Regions from separate parts of the Homo sapiens genome. Here region 1 is linked to region 2. A link is a contact called in ENCODE Hi-C or POLR2A ChIA-PET data. All regions are on one chromosome and are shown on one strand. The core of a region is the stretch at or near the end of the contact, and the rest is flanking DNA. Distances in the headings are between cores, read along the strand shown.

What was found. A loop is a pair of places that touch in the nucleus more often than their neighbours do. ChIA-PET counts read pairs that join two places held with the same protein, here RNA polymerase II (POLR2A). Pooled maps may share reads with other maps.
Region 1: a pooled map shows a loop between it and region 2 (1.9-fold over the local background). The contact joins two enhancer-like sites. A Hi-C loop is called at or near these places in 1 of 168 maps with a recorded cell type or tissue (heart left ventricle) and 1 of 50 pooled maps. POLR2A ChIA-PET finds 5 or more read pairs at or near these places in 2 of 52 experiments (OCI-LY7 and T-cell).

The regions. Positions count from the first base shown.
Region 1 is chr6:56,504,876-56,509,628 of GRCh38, forward strand. DST (dystonin) reads right to left here. Exons shown (of 104, transcript NM_001374736.1): 75 at 3,654-3,880; 76 at 1,792-1,914; 77 at 1,568-1,669. Among named protein-coding and RNA genes, the nearest start is that of COL21A1, 260 kb to the left of the region's middle. Within about 2 kb of position 2,965, at least 6 of the 41 ENCODE cell types and tissues checked have a DNase peak (open chromatin) inside an H3K27ac peak, as active enhancers do.
Region 2 is chr6:56,442,949-56,447,694 of GRCh38, forward strand. No RefSeq gene overlaps it. Among named protein-coding and RNA genes, the nearest start is that of COL21A1, 200 kb to the left of the region's middle. Within about 2 kb of position 3,077, at least 3 of the 41 ENCODE cell types and tissues checked have a DNase peak (open chromatin) inside an H3K27ac peak, as active enhancers do.

The DNA.
Region 1 (4,753 bases), core at 1,715-4,214, 62 kb after region 2:
AAAAATTGTAGATGGGGTACTTCAGCTCTTGTTTTGACAGGATCTTGCTATGTTTCCCAGGCTGATCTTGAACTCCTGGCCTCAAGTGATCCTCCCACCTCAGCCTCCCAAAGCACTGGGATATTTTGCACTTTAATGAAGTTTACAAACCATATAGTAGGGCGATAAATCTTGGATTTTTAAGTTATCATTAGCCAACCCTGACTAAGTACTTAAGCAGCAACCTGGGAAATAAAACGTATTTTACTTTACAATCAAATCTTGAAAATTAGCATCCAGAGCTTTGACATCTAGCTACAGCTAGCTGTACTGTAGCTACTTAATAAATCAATCTGCCCTTTGCTAGCACAGGTGATGCTACTAATACATGATCAACAGGACTTATGACAGGCCTTACTTTTCTGGTAGTGATAAAGAGACTATACAAGCCATGGTGGCTTGCGTGTGACCTCCTAAATGGCTGCATGTGGTGGCATTGCCACCTCTAGCCATGGAAGAGATTACAACTCAATGATTTAACAATGACCTAGCCTCACAGACTGGAGCCCGAATTAGTTACTTGTCATTGATACCTAATAGAGTAAATTATCACTTAGGTTACAAAAGAAAAAAAAAAAAAGAAGAGGGAGGGAGAATATAATAAAGTGTTATTTGTAGTAAAATCTTTCATATATTTCCAAAGTTCAAAAAACTTCTCAGCTGGCATAAAGCCTAGCTGTGACATTTATTTTTACAAATATAGAAATGGAATGGCATAATAAAAAAGGAAAAGATGTTCTCATCTGGGCTTTAAAAATAATATTCACTTAGTGTTATGGAAATACTTAAGCTTTTTCCATATGGTAAGAAGGATGAAAGATTAAACTCCTGCCAGTCTGTTAGGAAACGGAGCAAGGTTAAGGGAGGTAGGGAGAGAAATATACCCGAGTTGGCCTCAACTGACAAGATAATTTTTAATATTAAAAAAAAACCTTATAAATGGTTAATGAACTGAATGAAAACCCTTAAGTGAAAAACAACTATTAAAAGAAATTATATACATGGAAAAGAAGAAAACACTTTTTACACACCAGATTATGACCTAATAGAAATCTATTTTTGTACATGGAGAACACTGGCTTCAAATCAAATTTCTTTACTTCTGACTTTAGTTAAACTTGGTGATATTTTTAGATAGTGTTTACTCCTTTCATCTTATTCCACTCAGAACAGAATTCACATTTAGTTCCATTTCACTGTCTGGTGCTGAGCCATTTATAAAAAACACTGTGTGAGAACATTTACTTTCACTTAAAAAAAATCAAAATATTTCTTTTCAAAGTAAATTTCACTGAATGTGTATACAGAAATGTGTTTAGATGTGTATATAAATCTACACATATCTGAAAGGTCAGAAATATCTTCTAAAAGACAAAACATGAAATGAGATACACAGGCAACTGCAGGAATAATTTGCCCACAATTGCATATGCACTGGCAGATCTTGAGGTGGTGCCAATATGTAGACATCAATTAGTACGATTCCTCCTTCCAGCTAAGACCAGCACATACACTGTAATCCCCTTACCTGCAGTCCATCCTGGTACTGAACGGCAGCCTGCATTGCCTCCTCAAGTTTGTCAATCCGGTCTTTCCAAGCTTTATTTAGAGAATCCCATGCTGAATTTAACTACAAGATGTATGTTAGAATTCTTTTAGTGCCATATTTTAAACTTTCAACTACTGTTAACAAAATATTTTAGTTAACTAAAAACTTTTTAAAAGCCATTCTGATAAGTAAGCCAGTTGTACCTCATCTATACTCTTCTTGACAATGGGTTTATCAGGCTCCCCACATGCCGCAATGAGTTCAGAACCTAGGTTAATAACTATATCCAGCTCCTCCTGTAGTCCATCTATTTCTTCCCTTATGGTCTAGAATAAGAAAATGACAGCCTTAGAATTTTAAGCAAAACCACATCAAAACTTTAAAAAGTACACAACAATATCAATGGTAGTTATTTCTAGAAGGTGGCATTCTAATCATTTTTCTGTTTTCTAAGTTTCTGCAATAAATTTTTTCAACAAGAAATATTTTAAAAGAAAAACAGCACCCTTTTAGTAACAAATGTCAAATGTTTATTATAAAGATATTTAAGAAATGATAAATAAGAAATACCTTAACAAATACCAAAACAAATTTTTAAAAATATCAACAATACTGTAAGGCTTAGAAAGACATTTTGGTTTCCAAACCAATATACATTTAACATAGACAAGTAAAATATAAATCCAAAAACAATACAAATTAATATATTTGTTAGTAGATTTAGAATAATCTAGCTTTGGATTTACATTTTATGTCATTACCCTAGGCAGGACCAGGTAGGACCTGTAAGGTACAAAGATACCACAACAGAAAGGCAGTATCCTACTTTTGCTTTCATCTTCTTGGTTAAATACATTCATTCATTCAACAAACACTGAATAACCATAAACCAAGCCCTAAACCAGGCACTGGGGATACAAAGAAAAATAGATATGGCTATTCCCCTCAAGGGGCCCACACTACAGCAGGAAAGACAGAGGCATAAGCAACAGTAAACCATACTATGTGCAGAGTCCTTTGCATGAATAAAGTATTACGGGAACACAGATGCACTAACTCTGCTAAGTATACAAGAAAAGGTTTTACATGGGGGTAATGATCCAACTGAACCCTGAGTGGACTTTGCCAGTAGAGTGGCAGGAAGGACATTCTAGAGTGAGGAAATAAGATGCGCAAAGGCACTGACGCTAGAAAGAGCAAAACAGTTTGTTTTGGGAAACGCCCTTTCTAATCAGTAGCAGGGAGGGAGTTTGGTAAAGGAGCAAGAGAAAAACATAACTTTGGAAACATAGGCATGAGCTAGGCTGGCATGCAAAAAGCTGCATGCCCTGCTCTAGGGAGTTTGGGCTTGATCCAGATGGCAGGGGATGCCTCTGACGGGGTTTAGGCAGCAACACAGTAAGAGCAGATCTAGAGAGAAGACTGGCAGCAAGGTCAGAGGCCTAGCAAGGAAAAGACAGTCTGCACTTTGGATTACTTTGGAAGCCAAAAAGAAAGAGAGAGATAATAAGGCCCTGAAATAAGGCAAAAACAGTGAGGATAAAGAGAAATTTTTTGTTGTTGTTGTTTTGTGTTTTTGTTTGTCTTCTGAGACAGGGGCTCACTCTGTCGCCCAGGTTAGAGTATAGTGGCACGATCTTGGCTGACTGTAACCTCCACCTCCCAGGTTCAAGTGATTCTCATGCTTCACCCTCGAACTAGCTGGTACTACAGGTGTGTACCACCACGCTTAACTAATTTTTGTACTTTTAGTAGAGACAGGGTTTCGTCATGTTGGCCAAGCTGGTCTCAAACTCCTGGCCTCAAGTGATCCGCCCACCTCGGCCTCCCAAAGTTCTGGGAATACAGGCATGAGCCACCACGCAGGCCTGAGAAATTGTTTTAAACATACAATCTCAAAGTGAAATTTGTGGGTATACTCTATCTCCTACTGTATCACTGCACATTCCATTTTCAGAACCAAATATAAATGTTAACAGAGTAACTCCTAACATTTACCCAAGGAATCTGGATTTCATTATGCCACAACTTATTTTTCTAACTTTAAATGAGATTTTCTGCTTACCTCTGCTGCTTCTTGCTGTTGTTTTACTACTGAAGGATCAATTCCAGGATCTTCCAGGTCCCGGATGAAATCTTGAGTATCTTTAATGGTAACTATCAATGACATGTGATCACACCAGAACTTTTCTGCTAGCTCCATCACATCCAGTAGTTTGGCTTCCCTCTCTTCCACCAGTGTGTGTATGTTCTCCCAAATGAAAACCATTTGGTCAAGCTTATCCTGAACAGCTATGAAGCAAAACAATATCCACAAGGCGACTGGTTAGCCCCACGTAACCAACAAAGCAGAATGTTATAGTTCACACAGAAAGTAGTGATCCAATTTGCTAAGTATCTAAAACTGGACCAAGTTTTGAATGACCCCAGTCCAGTGGATATCAGTGGGTCCAAGAGTCTATGCCAAATAACATAATATCTCTGGGTCTGCTATTCTTGCCAAACCAAGGTTCTTCCTGACAAAAGTGAGCTCAGAGTAGAACCAAGTTTATCAAGTTTCAAGTTCATTAAGGCTATCCTTAATCCCAAAGGGAGTGAAATAATCACCTAGGTACACTTTTATGCTCCCCAAATCAAGAGTAAAATTGTCCGTTCAGTCCCAGGAATGTAACAATGTATGGTATGTACTTTGGGCTTGCTTCTAGAGTACTCTCATTGTGAATTTCCACTACGCACATGCTCTCCCTTTTGACCCTCAGCTCGTATCTCAAAGATGGCTGGCTGTGGTAGTGGTTCCCATTTTTGTGGCTATGTGATGCAGGATCCATGCTATGTAAGGTAGCAGAGTCAGTAATGAGGAAAAAACCCCAGATATGGCCTTATTAGCAATATGCTTCAACCTACTGATTTAAAAGGCCTGAATACACATGGTCTTTGAACATATGGTCTTTATACATGGTCTATGTATAATGGCACGCTTTGTATTCAACCAAATAATTTCACAAACACAGGAAGACATTAACAAGGGATTTGCATACACAGCCCTTCAACCCTAAACACATCACATTTGTAGTATCTTTTTTAAGATGCGGCATTTTGTTATCCAATTGGACGGTGAGTAAACCGCATAAACATTTAGAATGCTTTAAAATTTGTTTCCCTATT
Region 2 (4,746 bases), core at 1,827-4,326:
CCATTGGCGGGAATATAAAATGATACAGCCACCACTATGGAAAACAGTGTGGAGGTTCTTTAAAACATTTAAAAAAGATTTATCATATAAGCTAACAATTCTACTTCTGAGTAGATATCCAAAAGAACTCAAAGAAAGGTTTCAGAAATATCTGTGTACCCATGTTTATATCAGCATTATTCATAATAGCCAAGAGGTGGAAGCAACCCAAATATCTATTGATAGATGAATAGATAAAGAAAGTGTGGCCTTATACATACAACAGAATATTCAACCTTAAAAAGAAAGAAAATTCTGACAGGTGCTGTAACATGGATGAGTCTCAAGTACTTTATGCTAAGCCAATAGCAAAAAGACAGATACTGTATGATCCTACTTATATATGTACTTACAGGAGTCAAACTGATAGAGATAGAAAGTAAATGGTGGTTGCCAGGGCTTGTGAGGAGGAGAACATGTGGAGTTATTGTTTAATGGGTACAGAGTTTCAGTTTTGCAAGATGGAAGAGTTACGAAGATAAATGGTGATGATGGTTGCACAACCACGTGGATGGATTTAATACCACTGAGCTGTACCTTTAAAAATGATTAATTTGGTACATTTTATGTTCTGTGTATTTACCACAATTAAAATTTTAAAAATATATATGACCAGATATTTTTAAGTGCAAAAAACCAAGGTGGAGTATAGTTTATATCATAGTCAAACACTTTGGGGGTAAGAAAGGGGGATAAAATTTAGCATAATCTGTGTTATGACTTACTTTATTTGTATGTATACACACACTACACACACATTCATATCAAGAACCATTAGAAGAACAGAAAATGAATAAAATGAGAGAGGCGGAACTAAGACTTCTCAGGTACACATTACTTACAGTATTGACTTTTGAATCATGTAAATGAATTGCTTATTAACAATAATATTAAGACATTTTTAAAAAGTTGAGAAGAGGCAACGTTCGAGGAGAAGCTGGTGAAGCAAGAGCCTCCCTGGGCCTCTTGGGGGCCTTAGGATTTAATGGACATATGAGCAGTGGCTTCATTCCAGGTGTTTGCAGCTCCCATTTGTATCTGGCTGAGACGAATGTGAACTAAAAAGAAAAACACTCCTGGGCAAGACGGTGCAAGGGCCTAAGAATTCCCGAGCGGGAGGGGGTGGAGCAGCTACCTTGGTATAGGACTAACAGGGCCCAGCATCTTGCTGAGGATGGAAGAGTACAGAGGACTGGAGGGGTGGGAGTGTGCTTGGAGAACTGCCTGCCATATATGAAGGAAGCCATGGTCCCAAGAGGGAGTGAAGGCCACATCATCCTGGAGGAGCAGGGAACATGGGGCTCAAAGGGGAAAGAGCAAAACATAAAGGAAGAATCCTAGAGTGTCACAAATGCCACTCTTTCCAAGAGGATTCAGTGTGATAGGGATCCCCTCCCTCTATATGGAAATACAGTGTCCCCTGTAATCCCAGCACTTTGGGAGGCCGAAGCGGGCGGATCACGAGGTCAGGAGATCGAGACCATCCTGGCTAACATGGTGAAACCCTGTCTCTACTAAAAATACAAAAAATTAGCCGGGCATGGTGGCGGGCACCTGTAGTCCCAGCTACCCGGGAGGCTGAGGCAGGAGAATGGCGTGAACCCAGGAGGCGGAGCTTGCAGTGAGCCGAGATTACGCCACTGCACTCCAGTCTGGGCAACAGAGCGAGACTCCATCTCAAAAAAAAAAAAAAAAAAAAAAAAGGAAAAGGAAAAAGGAAATACAGTGTCCCAAGTAACTTCTAGACCAGCTCTCTGTATGGAATTAAGTTCACAAACTGCATACTTGCTCTAGACTCCAGCTCAGGTTGACCAGCAACCTGGCCGGCTTGAAACCAAGGACATCGTCCTTGTGCTCTGCATTTCCTTCTATTTCTTCCCCAAGGCAATGTTATTTTACCACTTGGGGCTTTGGTTGGCAAAGCAACGTGGGTCTGATGAGGAGAATATATTTTTCCAGGAAAATTGTTCTAGGTTAGCGCACATTCTTGTTGGGTACATTTCCAGAAGCAGTATTGCCAGGTCAAAAGGTATGTGCACTTAAAGCTCTGATAAACATTGTCAAATTGTCTCCTAAAAAGGCCACTTCAACTTGCACTTCTGGCAACAGCATAGGAGGCCTGCACCCACTTGTTCTCACCAATGTGATGTGTACAGCCAAACTTTTCTACATTTGCCAAACTACTAGGGGAGAAATGTGGTCTTATAACTCTTAAATTTCAGTAGCAAGAGCCATTTATACTACTTAATATAAATTGTATTTTTGTGTCAATTAGGAAAATTTTTCCCTTTGCTATTATAATGCAACTATTTCCCCCAGTTTGTCTTTTGACTTTGTGGCATTTTTGGTGGGCAGACATTTATCCATCTTTCCTTCATGGTTCCTGGATTTTGCATCTTGCTTAGAAAAGCTTTCCCTGCTGGCCAGATATGGTGGCTCAGGCCTGTAATCCCAACACTTTGGGAGGCTGAGGCAGGTGGATTGCCTGAGCTCAGGAGTTCAAACCAGCTTGGGCAACATGGCAAAACCATGTCTCTACTAAAAATACAAAAAATTAGCTGAGCATGGTGGTGCATGCCTGTAGTTCCAGCTACTTGGGAGGCTGAGGCAGGAGAATCACTTGAGCCTGGGAGGCAGAGGTTGCAGTGAGCTGACATTGTGCCACTGCACTCCAGCCTGGGTGACAGGGTAAGACCCTGTCTAAAAAAAAAAAAAAAGAAAAGCTTTCTCCACTGTAAGACTGTATTTTTAAAAATTCTCTCTTGTATTGTCAGACTCTTACAGTCTTATTTTGAGGGAAGGCAGGTTTCCACCAGTTAAAATAACGAAAGCATTTCATAAAATCGGGTATTTTACTTACATATTGGTTTTGCAAAAATATCATAGTTTTGGTCTCCGCTTCTACTGGAACGTTTTCAAGCATTTCTCACAATTGTAACCTAGAAATATGTCTACAGACACATAATTACATGAAACACATGCGGGACTGATTCTTCAGGCCCTGGGCAGCCTGTGTTCCGTTCCGGCACCCAGACGGGAATTGTATTTACAGTCTTCACAACAGTCTCCAGTAAACAGATCACACTGTGTGGGAGAACCACATTTGAAAGGGGCCTCAGCTGAACTTTCATTATTTGTCAATTTTCAGCATGAAGCCACTTCTTAATGAATTTCATGGGACAGGTCGTTAATACCATGTGCTATAAGATATCCACTAAAGAAGAATTTTCCTAAAGTGTTTTATTCAGAAACTTTAAGAAATATTTCCAGAGCGATGGTTTTATCAACTTCAAAATAGGGCCAACTTTTAACTTGTCTTGTGTGAGTTGGAGGATATTGCAGAAGCTGTCATAAATCCCATCTCTAAGAAAAACACTCCCATTGCCTTATTCTTTTGGGACAAAACACAAAATATATTTAACATGCTGCATCTTGGGGGTTAAAAATTCTAGAATTCTTGACAGAAACACAATCCTTTATAGAGATGTGTTTCCAAGGATCCCCACCAACATAGTTCAAGAAACCTTCATAAGGAGTAATTTGTTGTTCTCTTTTGTACCCTCCACTGTCCCATGTACCTACCAGAAGCTGGTGAGCAGTGAGGTGATCCTGCCAAAGGAATAAAAAACAAGGAATGGAAAGAAAACTTTAAAGAGCTGCTGTTCCTTAAAGCCAAGAACTGTAGAGTCATTCATTTTCCCCCTACACCTAGCCCAGCTCTGGACTCAAAGGAGACAGCCATGAAGATGATGAAATCACAACCCCTCTCAGATCCTCAATACCACATCTCCATGGGAGCACTGATATTTTCGATTACCAGCACCTGGAAATACAATCGTTCTCAAGGAGGATTGATTGACAGATTTAGCAAATAAAAATACAAATTGACTGGGTATGGTGGTTCACGCCTGTAATCCCAGCACTTTGGGAGGCCGAGGCAGGTGGATCATTTGAGGTCAAGGGTTTGATGCCATTCTGGCCAACATGGTATTTTAGTCTCTACTAAAAATACAAAAATTAGCTGGACGTGAGAGCATGTGCCTGTAATCCCAGCTACTCGAGAAGCTGAGGCAGGAGAATCGTTTGAATCCGGGAGGTGGAGGTTGCAGTGAGCCGAGCCGAGATCGGCCACTGCACTCCAGTCTGGGTGTAAGGGCAAGACACTGTCTCCAAAAAAAAAAAAAAAAAAAAAAAGTAGAATGCCTAATCTTAAATTTCATATAAGCAATAAATAATATTTAGCATAGGAATTCCCTATGCAGTATGTGGGACATATACTTTAAAAGTTTTTTTAGTGTTTATCTGAAATTCAAATTTACCTGGGTGTCCTGTACATTATCTGGCAAGGCAGATACTTTCAAGGCAGCCATCTTAAGAACAGATGTAATGAATAAAAAATTCTTCCTTATGATGAAATAAAACCTTGTCTTCTACCCATTGGTGGTCCTTCAAATATTCAGAAAGCTACAGAGTCATTAAAGTCAGAGAGACTTGGGTTTGGTTCTGTTACTATGTGACCTTGGGCAGTTTATTTAACCTCTCTTTTTTCTGGTCTCTAAAATGGGCTATAATACCTGCATTACAGGAAAACCATGATTATTATAAGCTCAAATGATCTTATTCAGCCCAGGTAAAATAATTGTAATCAGTCACAATTGTGAATGTTAATCGAAATCTAGAAAAGACTGTTCTCTTAAGGGTGAACCG